Linked DNA regions of Homo sapiens: regions 2 and 3 are each linked to region 1. The links are chromatin contacts, found by Hi-C or POLR2A ChIA-PET in ENCODE. All regions are on one chromosome and are shown on one strand. Each heading gives the region's core, a stretch centred on a gene start or an enhancer-like site at or near the end of the contact. The rest is flanking DNA. Distances are from core to core; before and after follow the strand shown.

Region 1 (3,139 bases), core at 355-2,854:
TGAGGCATCTGAAGAACACGGAGAGATGGGGGTAGGGTGGTAGGGAGGGAGGGAGATGAAGCCACACCCCAGAGCTCCTGGGTTTGCAGCTCCTTCCCGAGGCCTGGCTAGGTCCCTGCCTCGGTCCCTGCCTCTGGATGCCGTGAGACAATCCACCCTGGAGAGCCTACCAGTCCCCTTATGTTTGACAGCTGGAGTTGGAATTTGCCTCCCGCAGACCACAGGTCTACAGCCTTCATTCACGTGTCGCACAGACTGTGGCAGGACCAGCACCCGCTGCTGGTGTGGGACGCCTGGCCCTGTAGGGGACCCCAAGAGTGGCTGGAGAGCAGGGCGTGATGCCTCTTGGGCCACCCTGCAAAGGGCTCACGAGCCTCCTGAGGAGGATGCATTTGATCAGGGTAACAGGAGTCAGCAGAGGGCTTTCCAAGGACAGGTTTGCCAAGAAGCGAGAACAGACTGAGGGGGGAACGATAGAGGCACTGGGTGTAGTCAGACACCACTGCAATGGTAGCCGAAAACCGCGCCGTGAGAAGACTCTGTGGGGAGGGTAACTAGGTGCATGAGAGTGAGAGGAGCGAAAAAAGCCTCGGATGGCTCCGAAGCTCCTGGCCCAGCTTCCAGGGGTTGGTGGCCCAGGACCGCCCCTGCACGCGGCCTCGGGTGCCTGCTCCAGGCAGACCTGCTTCTCTGGCCCATTCTCGGCACCAATCACTGTCCCATCCGCCCGTCAGCCAAGTCCTCTGAGTTCTTCCCGGAGCCCAGCACCCTGATGCAATTGTCCCTGCTCTGAAAACCCTCAGCAATCTATTGGGTCTTCAGTAGCATCTACTCTTTCTAGAAATGTCGAACAAGGTTTTTCGATTGTGCTGCACGTGTGGCAGACACAGAAACGGAAACGACCTTCCAGAGAACTGGCCAAAGGACGGGAGCTGCTCCAGTAACTGAAGGGCACAGACTGAGCGCTTCTGATGGAGTCGGGGAGGTCGCCGGCCCATCCACCGGCTGCCCGAGGGCCTCCCACTGACCTCCCCCGGCCGCCCTCCGAGGGGCCTCTGCTGACCTCGCCGTGCTGGGCACGCTCGGCTTTAGCGGGAAGCTGGGGGTCAGGTTCAAGGCTGTGAGGAGCCACTTCAGCCCGGGAATCTGAATTTTTTCTTCAAAAGCGCCTGTCCCCACAATGGGTTTGTACTGGGGAAAAAACCCACACACGGGATGAGGTGCCCGGCTTCTGTGAGGGTTCTGAGCACTTCGTTTTTCTTCCCTTTAGATTCTGACAACTGTGGACTAAAAGGGTTGCAGGCCCAGTGCCGGAATTCCAGTATCACCTTCCACCAGGCTCCTCACACGTCGACATGGCCCCCACTTGGTGGTCTGGCAGGCGTCGGCGGTTGGGGACGGCGCCCCGGGGACCCCGCGGCCCTAGCCTTCCCCGGCGCCCCGCGAACGCCCTCCGCGGCCCCAGCAGCTGAGCGCCTGGGTCCCTGAGAGGCACCCCAGGAGGGCGGCGCGGGCGGGTAACGTCACACACGCGCCGCATCCTGGATGCGCGTGCGCGGCAGCGGCCGAGACTCCGTTTCCCAGGGAGCCGCGCGGCGCGTCCACTTCCGGCAGGCGGCGGGGCCCGGAAGCGGCGCGCGGGGCCGGCGAATCCCGCGGCGCCAGGTGGGAGCGGGGCCGGAGCATGCGGGGCGGCCGGCGGTCTGCGGCGCGCGGCGCATTCGTTCCCCCGCGGCGGTGGCGGTGGCGCGCGGCGGCTCTCCAGTGAGCGGCGGAGCCCGGAGCGGCGGGCTGGGCGCCGGGCGGGCGGGGCTCGCGGCTGAGAGGCGGGCGGGCCGGGGGCGCCGGGCGCGGGGCCGCCATGTGGAGCGGCCGCAGCTCCTTCACCAGCTTGGTGGTGGGCGTGTTCGTGGTCTACGTGGTGCACACCTGCTGGGTCATGTACGGCATCGTCTACACCCGCCCGTGCTCCGGCGACGCCAACTGCATCCAGCCCTACCTGGCGCGGCGGCCCAAGCTGCAGGTGAGCGTCCGCGGGGCCGGGGGCCGGGCGGGTTGGGGTGGGGGCCTCTCCTCCAGGCCCCAGACGTCGCCTTCCCGTCCCAGTTCGGAGCTGTGGCCGCGCGAGTCGAGATGGAACCTTTCCTGGTTCCCCAGCGGCCAGGTCTTCCGCCCTCCAGCTGGCCGTGGGATTTGAGTGCGTCCTGCCAGGGCCTGGCCGAGCTGACTCTCGACGCCCCCTCCTTTCCAGCTGAGCGTGTACACCACGACGAGGTCCCACCTGGGTGCTGAGAACAACATCGACCTGGTCTTGAATGTGGAAGACTTTGATGTGGAGTCCAAATTTGAAAGGTATGGGCGTAGGACAAAATGCCAGTGAAAGGGAAAACATTACTCATGTTCAGATTGTTTAAAAGTTAGCTTTCTGTACATAACATGTTTATTTTAGAGAACTAGTCTTACCGAATGTCTTGAAGTGGTAGAATATCCTAACTGGAGGCCTATGCGTGGCCTGTAAACATTCAGCCTGGAAGGTGACAGGTGATGAATGTCGTTTAAGAAGTAGTTCTCAGCAGAGTGTGATGGCAGTGGGATGTCCTGGACGGGGAGGCTCCGAAGGAGCAGGGGCCACGCTTGGTGAACCAGTGGAGAGCAGACAACTCTGCAGTTTCACTACCGGGGACCAACTTGTCTTTTCCTGGTGGAAGTAGTTCGCTTAAGTTACTTGTGAGGGAAAAGAGATGAGGATAGAGGAAGCAATTTTGTAGAAAATCATAAATAAGTGACATGTGACGTTAGAATAGATCAATGTCCAAATATGTAGAGTATCTTAAAAATTACATCTGACATGGCCTAATTTTTTTTAATTGAATAAGTATACTTTTAAATATGATTTGCTTCTCACAAGTCAACCATTTCCCTTCATTGCCTGGGAGGTATCTGAGGAGAGAATAATGAAAGTTTGAGACTCATGCTGGACTCCACGCCCTCTAGGCAGCCAGTCCCTGGGGGTAGCTGGAGGCGCTGGCAAGCCGGTTTCTGCCTGGCCTCTTTAGGCCTGTGACCTCAAGCCAGTTCCTGCCCTCTCTCTGCCTCCATGAAGGGGAGGCCAGAAGTGCTGGTGACCAAGCTGCCCGCT
Region 2 (3,139 bases), core at 455-2,954, 420 kb after region 1:
CAACAATTTAACAAATCCCTAAGAAATTCCAAACTTTCCCTTATCTTCCTGTCTTCATCTGAGCCCTCCACACTCTTCCAACCTTTACCTGTTACCCAGTTCCAAAGTCACTTCCATATTTTCAGGTATCACTACAGCAATGCCCACTCCTAGGTACCAATTTTCTGTATTAGCCATTCTCCCATTGCTATAAAGAACTGCCTGAGACTGGTTTATTTATTTATTTATTTAGAGATGGAGTTTTGCTCTTGTTGCCCAGGCTGGAGTACAGTAGCACGATCTTGGCTCACTGCAACCTCTGCCTCCTGGGTTCAAGTGATTCTCCTGCCTCAGCCTCCTGAGTAGCTGGGATTACAGGCGTCCGCTATCACCCCTGGCTAATTTTTTGTATTTTTAGTAGAGACAGGGTTTCATCATGTTGGCCAGGCTGGTCTCGAACTCCTGACCTCAGGTGATCCACCCGCCTCGGCCTCCCAAAGTGCTGGGATTACAGGCTACGGCCACCACGCCCGGCCAAGACTGGATAATTTATAAAGAAAAGCAGTTTAATTGGCTCATGTTTCCACAGGTTGTAGAGAAAATATGGCTGGTGAGGTCTCAGGAAACTTACAATCATGGTGGAAGGTGAAGGGGAAGCAGGCATGTCTCCGCATGGCCAGAGCAGGAGGAAGATGGGGAGAGAGTCATGTACTTTTAAACAAGATCTCAGGAGAATTCTATCAGAACAGCACCAAAGGAGGAAATCAGCCCCCATGATCCAATCACCTCCCACCGACCCCCACCTCCAACACTGGGGATTGCAATTCGACATTAGAGTTGGGTGGGGACACAAATCCAAAGCATATCAACCTGTTTGTAGTATTCCGCTCCCTGGACATCATGAAGGCAGGAGTGAAATTCCAACACTAAAGGTCGGTGATGGTCTTCAAGTACTTACCTGTCGGTTCACTGGAGCAACTTTTAAGCATTGTAAATAGAGATCTGTTGAGGATGTCAGTGATGACGTCACCCAGTACTCTCTCTAGCCCCAAACACAACTGGATGTACGTTTTATAAGTTCTTAGATGGCTGTTGAGCAGTAGAAGAAGATATCCTAAAAAGCCTCCTGGCTTAAGCACATTTTTTAAAAAACTAACACATCAGTGTAAAATAATATTTTGTTAGTACTCATCGATAACGAAATCAGCTCTGAGCAGATTCTCCCAGTGAAGGCGTCCCTGCTCTGGCTCGCGAGGACGTGAAGCCTGCGGGGGCAAAGGCCGGAAGGAGAGGCTGCCAGAAAAGGCCAGGGGAGAGGCTGGGGTAAAGGATGGGAGGAGGGAGGCCAGGAGGGGCTGGAACAGCAGGGCCGGTGCAGTCAGTCGCTGGCCCAAGGGAAGCCCCAGGTCGCTGGGCTAGGATTGTGTCTTGGATTTGGGGTCCTGGCCTGGATTTGGGGTTGCAGGTTGGATTTGGGGTCCTAGCCTGGATTTGAGGTCCTGGCCTGGATTTGGGGTCGTGGCCTGATTTGGGCTCCTGGCCTGGATTTGGGGTCGCCCCAGCGCCACCCGCGCCCACCCAGAGCCGCGGAGAACAGGGCTTCGGGACAGGTCTGGAAGCCGGTGAGGCTGGGGGCGAGGGCTTCGTGGACTCGGTGCGTGGGGTGGGGCCAGTTCCGTGGCTTCCAGGGTCCTGGGCGCGGGTGTAGACGCAGCCTCCCGCACTAGGGGGCGGTCACACCCTGCCTGGCCTGGGGCGGGGCCCGAGTCCCCGCGAAGCCGCCCTCGGAGCGGCCCTGACGCAGCCCCCAGGCTCGCCCGGTCCCTCCTGGCCTCGGGCACACGGGGCTGCCAGGCGCGGGCGCCATCCAGCCGTTCCTCCCTTTCCGCCGGTTCCCGCCGGGTGCCTCGCAGGGCCGGCAAGTCCGCGTTCCCGGGGAAATATTCGGAGAGCGCTTCTCCAGCTGATGGCAGGAAGAAATAACCCTGAGCAACAGGGAAGCCGAGGGCGCGGGAACACAGCGCCGCGTGGCTCCGGAGGCTCTGGGTGCCTTCCCTCCCCAGGAAACGCTGCCGAGTAGGTAGAAAACACTAAATAAAAGCCACGTGTGGAGTGTGAAGAGCTCTGGGAAGGTTTTCATAGAGGACACCAAGATGACAGACGCAGCAGAGTTTCAGTCACAAACGAAGCTCGGGTGACAGGGAAGGGGGACGCGAGGGGCCCAGGAGGGGCGGGCGGGGAAGAAGCGCGGACGGCGGCCCCCGCAGGGCGGGAGGAGGAGGCTGCGGCCGCGAGGACAGCTCGGACGGGGGAGAGAAAGGAGGTTTCCAGTAAAAATAATAACGCCAGAGAGAAAACCGTAACTCGCGTGACACAGACAGAAATTTCCAGTAATAATCATCAGGTGATAGAGAAGGAAGGCTTCCAAAATGAAGAACAAGTGAAATAAAGGTTTTAGTCATGAATTACAGCACGTGCGATGGATGAGTGGTGATTTCTCATCATAAATGGTAACTCGGGAGATAGAGAAACGTGTCCAGCCCTAAACTACAACAGGGTTTGGTTTGAAAGAGAGGTGCTGTCATAAAGCGGAACTCAGGGGATGGGGAAGACGGCCTCCGTCCCAAATGACAACTCAATGACAGAGAACAAAAGATCCAAACTAAAGTGATGGAGAAAAAGGGTTTCCAACCACCACACAAATGAAGAGAAAGACTGATCACATAATGAAGTATTCAGTCATTAATACATGATAAACCCGGTGATAGAGAAAGAGGCTTAGTCACAAATTACTCAGATAATGGAGAAAAAAGCCTTATTCATGTATCACTCAGGTAGATACATCAAGGCAGGTTTCCTGCCATAAAGGATAACACAGCTAAAAGAGAAATAAAGGTTTTAGTAATAAGTGACAATTCATATAACAGAGAAAGAAGGCTTCTGGCCATAAGGATAACTCATGTAATAAAGAAAAGTTTTAGTCATAAATAATAGAGAAAGAAAGGTTTCCGATAGAAAATGGTAGAGATAGAAAGGTTCTAGGTAACAAACGGTAACTGAAGTGATAGAGCAAGGTCACAAATAATAACTCAGGTAATAGAGAAAGATTTCTAGTCATAAATAATACATCTGCTACAGAAATAAGGGTTTTGATTCATAA
Region 3 (3,139 bases), core at 452-2,951, 340 kb after region 1:
TCAAGACAGAGCTGCAGAAAATGTCTCCAAACACACCCAGAACTTTTTTTAATCAACTGCCAGAACAATGTCTTTCCAAAAAGGAAACTGATTGCGTGACCCGGCATGTTCTGTGTCTGGGGACCTCTGGGGACAGTGGGGGAGGAAGCAAGGGGCAAGTGTGGGCCTGGCCACCTGGTGGGGCTGTCTGCACCGATACAGTTCACACTGACACTGATGACCATCAAATGTTAGCTTTCTCACGCTCAGCAAACATGCAGGTCTAATTTACCCCAGGCCCTTCCAGGGCCCCAGACCTGGACAGTTCTCTGCTCCTGGACATAGCACCTTCCTCACCCACCCTCAGGGCCGCCTGGCTCTTGAGCCAGCCTTGCAGTCTCTGCAGCCTTGCCACAGCTGTGCAGATGTCCCTCTGTCTCCTGAGCCTCTAGCAGGCCTGTGGTCACCCCTCCCAGAGATGGGAGGCACCGAGGCCTCTGACTCTGGCCATGTTTGCTGATTGAGCACTGAGGCTATGACCAGTGATGCCCCAGGTCTGTAGCTCCCACCCCTCCTCCAACTCCTCCAGCTCATCCAGCCGGGGTACTGCATTCCCGCTCCCCGGGACCCCCAGCCCGGGACGTCTAGGTCCAGCCCCTCCCACTCGCCCAGCTCCTCCAGCCCGAAACATGGAGCCCCCACACGGCTCCCAGCCTAGGACAAGGAATTCCGATTCCCCTACCCGCCACTCAGCATGGGACACTAGCAAGGGCTCGCCCCACGGGAGCCCCAGACGTCGTGGAGGCTGGGGAGAGACTGGCTCTCCTGGCCCCCGGTCACTCGTGCGGCCATGGCGGCCCACGTCTCGCCTGTCCGCGGGCGGGCACCAGGAACAGCTCTGACACCGCTCCCCGCCCCCGGGCGGGTGCGCAGCGCGACCCCAGCCTCCGCCCCGCCGCCTACCTGCTTGTCCCGCGCGCGCCGCTCCGCTTCCTCCGCGCCTTTGCGGCCGCTCGCGTACGCGGACGCCACGAAGCTGTCCCCTGCGGTCCGGGGGCGGACGCGCGGGAAACCCGCACCGAGGAGGGAAAGAGACGCGCCGTGAGCCCCGCGGGCGCTGCGCCTTCGCTGTGTCCCCATCGCCTGGAGACCGCGCAGGGGCAGGCGTGGGGGTCCCGCGCGCTCCTGGAGACCCGCGGCCCCGTCCCCCCACTGCTGGCTCCAGGGCAGGACGCGCGCGGGCTCCTAGCTCTGAGGGTCCCGGGCCGGGTCGCCGCCCCCCGCCCCGCCCGTCGGCTCGCCCGCTCACCTTCCGGGCTCTCTCTCCGCTTGCGGGCGGCGGCGGCTGCGGCACGGCGGGACGCGGGGAGAGGAAAACGACAGTGAGAGGCGGCCCCACGCCCGCCCGCCCGCCCTCCCGCCCTACCGGCCCGCGGCTCACCGTGCTTCGACTGCAGTTTCCCCATCGCCGCCGCCACGCCCCGCCGGGCCCCGCGCTCAGGTGCAGGGCTGAGTTCTGAAGCCGGGGCCGGGAGCCCGCGGGGGCCGCATGGGCCGGGAGCAAGCTAGGGTGCCGGTAGGAGGTGAGGGAAGATGGCTCCACGCCGCGCGGGGGCCGGGGGAGCCAGGGGGCGCCAGGTACGGCCGCGGGGCGGAGGTGGGGGGCCACCGGGCGCAGGGCGCGGGGACAGCGGCGGCAGCGACGGCGGCCCGGCTCCCTCTGAGCGCGTGCGCCCGCGCCGGGGCTTTAACCGCGGCCCCCGCAGCGCCCCCGGCGGCCGCTGCCCGCAGCGCATCGGCCTCGACCCCCGTTCCCAGCCTGGAGCCCCACCAGCGATGAGGACCCGGCCCGGCCACCTGTGGGGGCGGTCAGGTGCTGCAGCGGAGCCTGGCGGGAGTCAGCTCCGACCCCTCACCAGGCCGTCCTGGGTCAAGGGATCCCCAATTCCAGAGGAGCCTGAGGGCACCTCCCTTTGAAAGGGAGGACCCGCCTCCCTTGGCTGCTGGAGAGGGGGTGGGGGTGTGGGCAGCCCAAAGGGGGGTGGTATCCGGCAGGACTAGATCCCCGCCCTCTCCTGGCGCTCCAAATTGATGAAGAACCAGCGTTGGCCCCCCCCGGCCCCGGCTGGAAGGGCCCTGCACCCCCTCACTTTGTCCTTGGTTTGAGCAGGGTCTCCTCCGACCTGTGCCTTGAGGGTGTTGGAGCCTCCCAGGAGCCCCAAGCCTGGCCACCTGCGCTGCCTCCTCCACGTGTCCAACTCAGTGGCTTCAGCTGCTACCTCCCTGGCCTCATCTCAAGCTCCTCCAGCTGGCTCTGGAGACCCGTCCCTCAGTACCCTTCACTGGACCCCCTCTCTGCCTCCTACCCTGCTGGGTACCTCAGGGCTCTCTTCCTTATTTACCTTCAGAGGAACCTTCTTCCCTCACTTCCTCCTGGAACCCTAACTTGCTCCTGTTTCTGGGACATTTCTCCCTTCCCTACCCATGACTCTCCTCCCTGCCACGCCCTGTTGCATTGATACATTGTATCTCCCCAGCCTTTCAAGAGCTAGCTCAGCATTTTCCCCACGGGCTGTTGCCACGCCCACGTCTCCAACCTCAGTGGGTGACCCCACCTTCTGCCAGGGCAGCTCCCGTCCCTGGAGTTGGAGCTCCGAGGCTGGCGGTGCGGGACCCCTCACCTGCCCAGCTCCGGCCCTGCCAGGCCTCCGCTAAGCTGGCCCAGGTCCCACCCGGTCTCTCTGTTCCCACTCCCCTGGCTGGAGCCCTGTCTCACAGCTGAGCAGCGCAGCTCCGCGGCTGCCCAGTGCTGACTTGCACCTCTGGAGCTGACGTCCAGCCAAGCCCTTTCACTCCAATTACTGCCTCCCATTCTCAGACCATCCTCGGGGCAGATGCCGCCATCACACGATTTTACAGAGGCCTAGGCTGCTCAGTGGCAAAACGGAAAGTTAAACCAGAGGCCCGCCCCCCACCCCAGCAGCCTCCCCTGCTGGCTGTCCGCAGATACATGAGCTGTGGGCGAGCACATGAACAAGGGCACACGGACCCTCCTGGGAGTAGTCTTGCCTGCGAGCCATTCCCACCATCCTCTGAAGAACCCTAGTGGAGGGGCCACTTCCTGCAGGCAGACAGCTCTGGCACCTGGTAGCAGGGTTGC

The links. Hi-C counts contacts between places; a loop is a spot of excess contacts on that map. ChIA-PET counts read pairs that join two places held with the same protein, here RNA polymerase II (POLR2A). Pooled maps may share reads with other maps.
Region 2: a loop to region 1 is called in a pooled map, with 3 times the contacts of the local background. The contact joins the enhancer-like site here to the promoter of CLPTM1L in region 1. A Hi-C loop is called at or near these places in 8 of 50 pooled maps.
Region 3: a loop to region 1 is called in a pooled map, with 2.9 times the contacts of the local background. The contact joins the promoter of NKD2 here to the promoter of CLPTM1L in region 1. A Hi-C loop is called at or near these places in 2 of 168 maps with a recorded cell type or tissue (Right ventricle myocardium inferior and cardiac septum) and 6 of 50 pooled maps. POLR2A ChIA-PET finds 5 or more read pairs at or near these places in 2 of 52 experiments (activated T-cell and naive thymus-derived CD4-positive, alpha-beta T cell).

The regions. Positions count from the first base shown.
Region 1 is chr5:1,343,564-1,346,702 of GRCh38, reverse strand. It overlaps CLPTM1L (CLPTM1 like), which reads left to right and starts at 1,604. Exons shown (of 17, transcript NM_030782.5): 1 at 1,604-2,023; 2 at 2,252-2,352. The coding sequence starts at 1,862.
Region 2 is chr5:925,681-928,819 of GRCh38, reverse strand. No RefSeq gene overlaps it. Among named protein-coding and RNA genes, the nearest start is that of TRIP13, 34 kb to the right of the region's middle. RefSeq lists a silencer at 1,621-1,680. Within about 2 kb of position 1,704, at least 5 of the 41 ENCODE cell types and tissues checked have a DNase peak (open chromatin) inside an H3K27ac peak, as active enhancers do.
Region 3 is chr5:1,007,364-1,010,502 of GRCh38, reverse strand. NKD2 (NKD inhibitor of Wnt signaling pathway 2) reads right to left here and starts at 1,701. Exons shown (of 10, transcript NM_033120.4): 1 at 1,421-1,701; 2 at 1,289-1,324; 3 at 943-1,022. The coding sequence starts at 1,445. RefSeq lists enhancers at 1,674-2,439, 2,440-3,139.